Linked DNA regions of Homo sapiens: region 2 is linked to region 1. A link is a contact called in ENCODE Hi-C or POLR2A ChIA-PET data. All regions are on one chromosome and are shown on one strand. Each heading gives the region's core, a stretch centred on a gene start or an enhancer-like site at or near the end of the contact. The rest is flanking DNA. Distances are from core to core; before and after follow the strand shown. Region 1 holds the start of CCDC92 (coiled-coil domain containing 92). Region 2 holds the start of ACADS (acyl-CoA dehydrogenase short chain).

What was found. A loop is a pair of places that touch in the nucleus more often than their neighbours do. ChIA-PET counts read pairs that join two places held with the same protein, here RNA polymerase II (POLR2A). Pooled maps may share reads with other maps.
Region 2: a map of CD4-positive, alpha-beta T cell shows a loop between it and region 1 (7-fold over the local background). The contact joins the promoter of ACADS here to the promoter of CCDC92 in region 1. A Hi-C loop is called at or near these places in 1 of 168 maps with a recorded cell type or tissue (CD4-positive, alpha-beta T cell) and 1 of 50 pooled maps. POLR2A ChIA-PET finds 5 or more read pairs at or near these places in 1 of 52 experiments (Panc1).

Annotation. Positions count from the first base shown.
Region 1 is chr12:123,970,169-123,974,273 of GRCh38, forward strand. It overlaps CCDC92 (coiled-coil domain containing 92), which reads right to left and starts at 2,663. Exons shown (of 5, transcript NM_025140.3): 1 at 2,361-2,663. It overlaps ZNF664-RFLNA (ZNF664-RFLNA readthrough), which reads left to right and starts at 3,047. Exons shown (of 5, transcript NM_001347902.2): 1 at 3,047-3,135; 2 at 3,718-3,852. ZNF664 (zinc finger protein 664) reads left to right here and starts at 3,047. Exons shown (of 5, transcript NM_152437.3): 1 at 3,047-3,184; 2 at 3,718-3,852. RefSeq lists enhancers at 1,410-2,147, 2,148-2,885 and silencers at 2,106-2,225, 2,256-3,125, 3,196-3,275, 3,386-3,615.
Region 2 is chr12:120,724,410-120,728,737 of GRCh38, forward strand. ACADS (acyl-CoA dehydrogenase short chain) reads left to right here and starts at 1,417. Exons shown (of 10, transcript NM_000017.4): 1 at 1,417-1,522; 2 at 2,617-2,780. The coding sequence starts at 1,477. RefSeq lists an enhancer at 1,089-1,590 and a silencer at 1,227-1,736.

The sequences.
Region 1 (4,105 bases), core at 1,413-3,912:
ACAAAAGCCACAGTGCTAAAAGGGAAGTACAGAAGTCCTCGAATATAGTTGCCATCGGAATACCCAGGAGTCCCTCTCAGAAAGACCCTCCTATACCTCTGTGATACCTCCTAATAGCCATTCACGCCAAGTGGGGAACCAGCTGATCCCAAAAGCCCCTAGGGAAGGAGCAGCCCCTTCTTTCCACCGCTAGTTCTCACCATAAACAACTTTTGCCTTCATATAGAAGTGAAATCTGTTTTTCTGTACTCAATAATTACTCAAAATAAATGAAATCCCTTGCTGCATGACAGACCTTCAAATATTTGAAGACAATTAGGACACAGCCACTTCCGTGCCCAAATCCTTCTGCAGGTTGAAACATCAAAGCTGAAGATGTGGAAACTGGTGTCATTAAGTTAGCACCTACCTAGCCGGGATGAAACTTCAATCTGACTCAAACATTTACTGCAACATTGGTGTGTGAAGATACAAAGTCACCTAGTCACTGCCCTTGAAGGACATGGAATTCAGTAAATTCAGTAGATATAATTAATCTTAGTTACCAAATGTGTGCCCACTATGTATTAGAAACTATTTATGGCTGACCTTGTTCCAGATAGAAGGAAAAAAGTTCCATGACTTTTCTTGCCAGAAATACGAGAAAATGCTTTTTTAACATAAGTATTTTTTAAAAGCATCAACATTTTATTAACGTTAGTATCGTTGCAAAGGCATCCTACCAATTAGGTAATTATGTTGAGATCAATTTATCCAAAGATAATTGGATAAGTTGAGATCAATTTATCCAATTTTGCAATTTATCCAACATGGCAGATGAAAGAGTTATAAACCCAAGATGAATGATTCGTTTTTTAAAGAGTTAATAAAAATATCTAATTTCAAAAAAACCCTATTTGTTAGACCGATGTATTTAAAATGTGTCACAGTAAAAATCTCACACAAATAATTGTCCTGTACTTTAGATCTTAAATGTACCTAAACTAAATTTACTGAGTAATTATAATACGCAGAGGAGTAACAAAACTATTTTAAGATTTTTCAGTGGTGTGTATGGATATGTACGCATACCCGTATATATAATCACGAGTTTTAAAGCCTTCTTCCAAGCATATTTCACATAAGATGAACAGTTAGCCAAAAGAATTACATACATTTCAAAACATCTTTGGAGGTAAAAGCCACTTTAAACGTTAGCATCTTTTTCCTTACAATGCAATAGCGAGAAAATGCATGGGAATTCTTGATGAGCAAAAAAAAAAAAAAAGAAAAGTCGTTTTATCAATACCAATGCTCTTTAAATAAATTTCAAACGTAAAAGTTTTAAAATGGCAATCCTAGTTTTAATACTCTTACAGGTTTCTGGAACTGCGTAATATGTTAAAGTATTACAGCGTGGTAGCTTGCATTTTGTTATAAAACCGACTACTGCAACCTAAGCTACAGAGCGCGGTTATATTTTCTCTCTGGCAGCCTAATTTTCCTTAGTGGACTAGATCGTACTGCTAAATACCAAAACTTGAAATGAAACAATACAGGTCAGCATGAAAACCTAAGTTAGAGAAACTCACTCGCCGTAGCAGACGGCAGCCCAGTAGCCAAGCCTGGAGCTCTGCTGCGTTTGTGCATTCTGCTCCGTTTCACGAATCACAGGCAAATCGTTACTCAGAGTAAACTAAAGCCGCATCAAAGCTTCAGGAAGGGGCTGGCAAGGTAGTGTACTTACGGAAAGGCTACCAGGACGGGAGGCGATACAACTTGTCAGGGAGGGTCTCTAAGGTTCCCCGGGTGGTAACAAGCATTTAAAAAGGCGATGTGGATTCAGACGGCCTCCTCCCCACAGCATCCCAGACAAAGCCGGGCTAGGCCCCGGGGCGCTCCTGGTGCACCTGCAATGCGGATCCCTCGCCCTGCGATCCCACCCCGGGGCAGACAGGAGCGCCCCGGGACCGGCCTCTCCTCCCCCTTGGCACTGGGGTGGGCGCGCGCCGCGGCCGGTCCGCACCCTGGACTGGAGCCCGGGCCGGGGAGCCCCCTCCCCAGAAAGGGCCGGCAGACCCCGCGGGGGCGGGCGCGGGGGTCGCCGAGCCTCAGGGACCCTCTTTCCCCGACTCCGCCGTCTCCCGAGTTGCCTTCGCCCGGGGCCACCCCTGCCCCTGGGGGAGCTAACGTGGCTCCCAAGCCCCGGAGGTGGGGCAGGAGGACCCCGTCCCCCGTCTCCCGGCGGGGAGGGTTTTTAAAGTCTTCGCCACGAACTCCCGTCCCTGCCCGGCCCCTCCGCCCCTGCCCGGCCCCTCCGCCCCCGCCGGCGCTGCCAGGTGAGCGGGGCCGGACTCGACACACCCCGGGCCCCGCCTCACCTGCGGGCGCCGCCGTCGCGTTCCTTCAGGCGGCTGCCCTCTTAGGCTCGGTCCTCCCGGCGGGCGGCGGTGGGGGCCCGTGGCCCATGGGCTGGGCGGGGCGCGGCGGGCGGGGCTGCCTGGGCTCGGGCGCTGCCCGGGCCGGGCCGCCGAGGGAGGTCAGTGGGCACCGCCCGCCCGGCGCATCTCGCCCGCTCCCACCCCAGCGCTAGCCGCGGTGCACCCTGGGAGCGGGGCCGGCGGCGAGGCCTGGCCGCGCTGACCCGGCGGGCTAGGCGCCGGCGCGGCGGCGGGCCTGTGTCTGCCGGGCTGGGCGGGGGCGGCGGGCCGATATTCACTTGGCGAGGCGGGGCTACGCCCCCTTCCGCCCGGCTGTGGCGGGGCAGGGGCGAAGGCCGAGGGGAAGGGAGGGTCGGGCCCGCGGGACGCAGGCGCACAGCTCAGGTGCGGCCGCACTGCGGTTGCCCTGGGTAACGCGGCCCGAGGGAGGGGGGGGCGCGGGGAGGAGCGAGGGAGGCGAGCGGGAGCGCGCGCGCCGGGCGCTGGGGTGGGGGATGGCCGGGCCCGACCGGGCCGGGGCTGGGGGGCGGGGGCGGAGGCGGGCGGTGGGGGCGCGGGCCGGGTGGCCGCGCATGCGTGCGGCCCCCGCTCCCCCGGGGCTTCCCCGGCCTCGTGCGTGCGCACGCGCGCTGTCCCCCGGAGGCGTCTGGGTGTGCGGAGCGCGCGCGCGCGCGGCTCGGAGGCGCACCTGTGAGGTGTCCCTGAGGAGAGGGAGGTGGGTGCGCGGCGCCCGCGGCCTGGGGCGCTGACTCCCCTCACTTGGAGTGAGTTCTCGGCGGCCGGGCTGCAGTCTTTCTTTCTTTCCCGGAGGGAGGCGGGGGCCGGGGGCCAGGGAGCGGGCTGGGGGTGGGAAGGAGGTGGAGTGGCTTAAAGAAAAGAAAAACAACCCATCCCGGAGGATGGGCCTCGGGATGGCGGGGAAGGTCAGAGCGGCTCCGCGCAGCCTGGCGGGTCCCGGGCTGAGAAGCCGCCCCTCGGGCCTCGGGCGGTCGGCCGCGGGCCCGCAGTGCGGGGGAGCGGGGCCGGGGGGCGCAGATGGCGGCCGGTGCGAGCGAGGGCTGGGCAGCGGGCAGGGCGAGGCCGGGCGAGGCCCCTCGGGAGCCGGACTCCCGAGCCAGGCTCCATTGTTGTTGGAGCCGAGGGAAGGGGGAGCGCTGCCGCCCTCGTCGCCCGTGGAGCCGCGTCTTGGAGCCCTTCCAGGCGGGTCCCGGGAGAGGCGGTCATGGCCGCGCCAGGGGACCGGGGAGCCGGGCGGCTGCGGAGGAGCCGGCTGCATGGGGTGCTGTGTGTTTTTCAGGGCGCCCTGCGTCCGGCAGAGGAGGCGAGCATCCCGCTCAGGTGATGAGGAACCCCTCGCGCACCCAGCGCAGAAGGCTGCTGCCGCCGGACGCCTCCATTGTTTGACCACAACAAGGGCCGGATTCTCACCCAGGTAAACCGGCTGCCGGCGCTGTCCACTTCCCTCTGACTCCCGCCTCCGCAGGCGTTCTCACCCCTTCCAGGACTCGACTGCAGTTTTCTCACTGTCCCCGGCTTCTCATGAACTCCGTATACCCCCTCCCAGACATTTTCCCGTCCGGATCCATCTCTCCGCCACATCACCTCTCATTTCCCCCAGAACTCAGCTCCTTTGTGAAACCTTTCTTGCCGAACTCTAACAACTAAATCTCCCCGGGAGCCTGCTC
Region 2 (4,328 bases), core at 167-2,666, 3.2 Mb before region 1:
TTGGAAAACTTGGATACTTTTAAAATGAAATTTGAACGTTCATATTTACAGTCACAAATTCTCAAGAGTCTGGTTTAGATGCTCTGTGGCACCTGAAGCAATTATTGGCCTTTGCTCACAAACACAACTCACTTATTTCTCCCTTTTCTCCTGCTTCTTCATCGTTTCTTCCACCCAGGGCTGGTTCCCAGGTGGGATGACGGAAAGGTGAGGAAGCCCTTAGAGCATTTGCCAATGGGAGCCATTCATTTGACTTTAAAGTACTGAGAATTTAGAGGCGTTCTTTTAAATGCATTATTTAAAAAGAAAGGTAACACATTAAGGACTTTGCTGCATCTTTTGATTGGCTTTCTTCTAGGAAGTAGTGACCGAGGTTTCCACTTTCCTCCAAGAGGAAGAGACAGAAGTTTTGGCAAATAGGTCAATGCTGGGAACAGATGCCTGCCTGGCTGAGTGCTGGGAAAGAAAGGCAGTTGGAGGGATGTGTGGGTGCCTGGGAGGGCGTGGGTGGTGCCCAGGAGGCTATGGGAATCAGAATCACACTTGCACAAGAGAAGACCCTTATGGGACAAGTAAAATCAGCATAGTTTCTTGGGCGGGGCAAAGGTGTCCTGATGAGGATGCTAGGGGTCAAATATGTGTCTGGGTTCTGCCCCAATCGGGAATGAGACACAGTACTGAAGTGGAACGGGGGTAGCATCTCCACCCACCTTCACAGCCTCTGGGGAAAAGAAAGCTTTCCTTGCAGCCCAACTCCAGGGGCCTAAATATTGAGCACCAACACAAGACAGGTCCTTGAGCTTCTCGGAGCGAGTCGGGGAAGCAGATAATTTCAGATGCAAAGTGCCTTGAATAAACAGAACGAAAGATAGAGAGCCAGAGGGGGAGAAACGGCTTGGTGTGGTCAGGGCAGGCATCCATGAGACCTAAACGAAGAGGGGGCATTCCAGACAAAAGGAACAGTGATCACAGAGGCCCCGAGTCAGGAACCAGCTAAGGGTCTTAGAGAAGAGCTGCCTCGTAAAGCTAAGCAACAATAACCAGGGAACGGTGGGCATGGGCCCTGATAGACAAGGCAGGTCTTGGCTTTTTAAGCCATAGAATTGGATTTTAGGAGGGATGGGCCCGCCGACAAAGCCAACAAAGTTTTAACCCGAAGATCGCTATCTTATTTATGCTTTAAAAAGACCTCTCTGGCCTTTCTGCGAAGCTCTATCCTTAGCTTTCTCTTGTTAGCATTTTGATTAACGAATGTGGGCACGAACAGCCAGCTGACCGACCGCGCGCGCAGTCGAGCGTCGGTTCCTCGCCTTGGGAGGGACCACTGGAGGCCCCGCCCCCTGGCCGCGAGCGCACCTCGGCCCCGCTCCCGAGGCCCTACGGGCGTGGCCTCTGTCCCGGGTCCCGCCCCCCAGCACTCCGGAACAGCGCGCTCGCAGCGGGAGGTCGCGAAGCCTGGGACTGTGTCTGTCGCCCATGGCCGCCGCGCTGCTCGCCCGGGCCTCGGGCCCTGCCCGCAGAGGTGAGTGCGCTGGGGATCCGTACGGCGGGGCTTCAGCCCGCGTCTGGCCCAGCGGGCGGAGGTCCTGGCGGCCGGCTCTGTCAGAGCCGCTGGCAGGCGGAGCCCCACTCCGGGAGCGCTCACGGCCTTTGCCCCAGTTCTGCTGCTCCTTGCGCCGACCCAGCCCGGCCCTTCAGGCGTCCCTGGTTCCTGCACAGACCCCTACCCCCCGATTGACCCCAGCCACCAGCCCAGTTCCCAGTTCCCATATCTCCCTCCCTTCATTTCACCCCCACTAGAGGTTCAGGGTGCGTCCTTCTTCCGGAGCCAGGCCTGGGATTGAACCAGACCCGCATCTGTGACCTTGGGCAAGACAGCCCCTCCTCAGCCTCGGTTGGCCCATGTGTAAAATGTCCACAGAGAAAATCAGAGTTGTTGGGAGGATTAAATCATAGGGTATGTAAAGCACTTCGTGCCTGGCGTGTAACAGGTGTTCCACAAATGCTCGTTCTTGCTGGTTAATACAGTACCTTTCCCATCTTACGTGTCTCCAGTTGTAGCAGCCGTGACACATATAGCCACGGCTTCCTTTGCCTGGCCTGAATTACAAGGGGAACGCTACTGAGAACTGTGTTAAGCGCTAGTTAGTCTTTCTTTCGCACTCCGAGGAGCGGAATACTATTCGCCTCCACTTGTTATAGAAACGGAGGCTCACTGACGTTTAAAACCCTTGCCTAAGGTCACAGAGCTGAGGTCTTATTACTGTTGGTATTATACTGAGGACTGAAGGATGTAGTGTATGGAAATGTCTAGTGAGTGTACTAAGCATTCAGTTAGTATGGGGTTTTCAGTGGCCGCCATGGACATTTTGGGCTGACAGTTCTTTGTTGTGGGGGCTGTCCTCTGCCTTGTTGGATGTTCAGCAGGGATCCCGGACCCCTATCCACTGGGTACCAATAGTATTCCCCTGCTCTAGTTGTGACAACTAGAACTGGCTCCAGACATTGCCAGATGTCCCTTGGAGGGCAAAATCCTCCCTGGTGAGTTAGTGGGTCACTAGGATTCTTGGAGACCTCCTGCCTCCTCCTTCCACTCACTTCTGCCCTTGCCGGCAGCTCTCTGTCCTAGGGCCTGGCGGCAGTTACACACCATCTACCAGTCTGTGGAACTGCCCGAGACACACCAGATGTTGCTCCAGACATGCCGGGACTTTGCCGAGAAGGAGTTGTTTCCCATTGCAGCCCAGGTGGATAAGGAACATCTCTTCCCAGCGGCTCAGGTGAGAGTGCAACCTCAGCAGCCCACGATAGTGGTCTGCCCTCTGCTACTGGATGAATGGTGGCAGTGACAGTCAGCGGCACTCGGACTCTGGTAGAGGAACCCCAAAGCAGGGCCTGGAACCCAGAAAATGCTCTGGAAGTTTCCCTTGTCCAGCCTGTGGCCAGTAGCCAGGACTTAACTTCTGGGACAACAGTAATATGTGGTGGATGGTCAGTTGCTTACTGTGCCAGCCACTGTGCTCATTCTAAATAGTGCCTTTAGGGTGTTTGGCATGCACTAGGCACTGTTCTTGAGATGGGTTATCTCATCTGTTCCTCACAACGGTCCTGTGAGGTGAAGGTACTATTCTTATTTATTTTTTTGAGACGGAGTTTCACTCTTGTGGCTCAGGCTGGAGTGCAATGGTGCGACCTCGCCTCACTGCAGCCTCTGCCTCCTGAGTTCAAGTGATTCTCCTGCCTCAGCCTCCCAAGTAGCTGGGATTATAGGCGTGCACTGCTCTGCCCCGCTACTTTTGTATTTTTAGTAAAGACGGCGTTTCACCATGTTGGCCAGGCTGGTCTCAAACTCCTGAATTCAGGTGATCTGCCCACCTCGGCCTCCCAAAGTGCTGGGATTACAGGTGTGAGACACCACGCCCGGCCAAAGGTAGTATTATTATATACCCCATGGACTCAGACTTGTGAACAAGTTAAATAACATACCCAAGGTCATGGAGCTCATCAGCGGCAGCCTGCTCGACCTATTTTCTTTTTTATTTACTTATTTTTTTTTGAAATGGACTCTCGCTCTGTTGCCCAGGCTGGAGGGCAGTGGCGCAATCTCAACGCACTGCACCCCTCTGCCTCCTGGGTTCAAGCAATTCTCCTGCCTCGGCCCCCAGTAGCTGGGATTACAGGCGGGCACCACCACGCCCAGCTAGTTTTTGTACTTTCAGTAGAGATGGGGTTTCTCCATGTTGGGCAGGCTGGTCTCAAACTCCTGACCTTAGGCGATCTGCCCGCCTTGGCGTCCCAAAGTGCTGGGATTACAGGCGTGAGCCACCGTGCCCGGCCTGCTTGAACTGTTTTCTCCCCTGAGTTTCCCATCAGCGCGCTCCCTCCCGTGCCACTGTGTTCTTCCATTTGCATTCAGTCTGTCTGCAGCTACGCGTTGAAGATGTTACTGCCGTACACGCTGACCTAAAGATGTCCAGCACCTGGTGTAAACACTCAGTAGTAGATAGTTGTTTAATTAATGATTTGTGAAAAGTCAAACCTCTCCGGCCTCTTCTCCTTGCCTGTTTTTTTTTTTAATTTTAATTTTAATTTATTTTTTATTTTTAAAAATTTTTTGAGACAGTCTTGCTCTGTCACCAGGTTGGAGTGCAGTGGCGCGATCTCGGCTCACTGCAACCTCCGCCTTCTGAGTTCAAACAATTGTTTCCTGCCTCAGCCTCCCGAGTAGCTGGGATTACAGGCGCACACCACCATACCCGGCTAATTTTATGTATTTTAGTAGAGACGGGGTTTCACCGTGTTGCCCAGGCTGGTCTCAAACTCCTGAG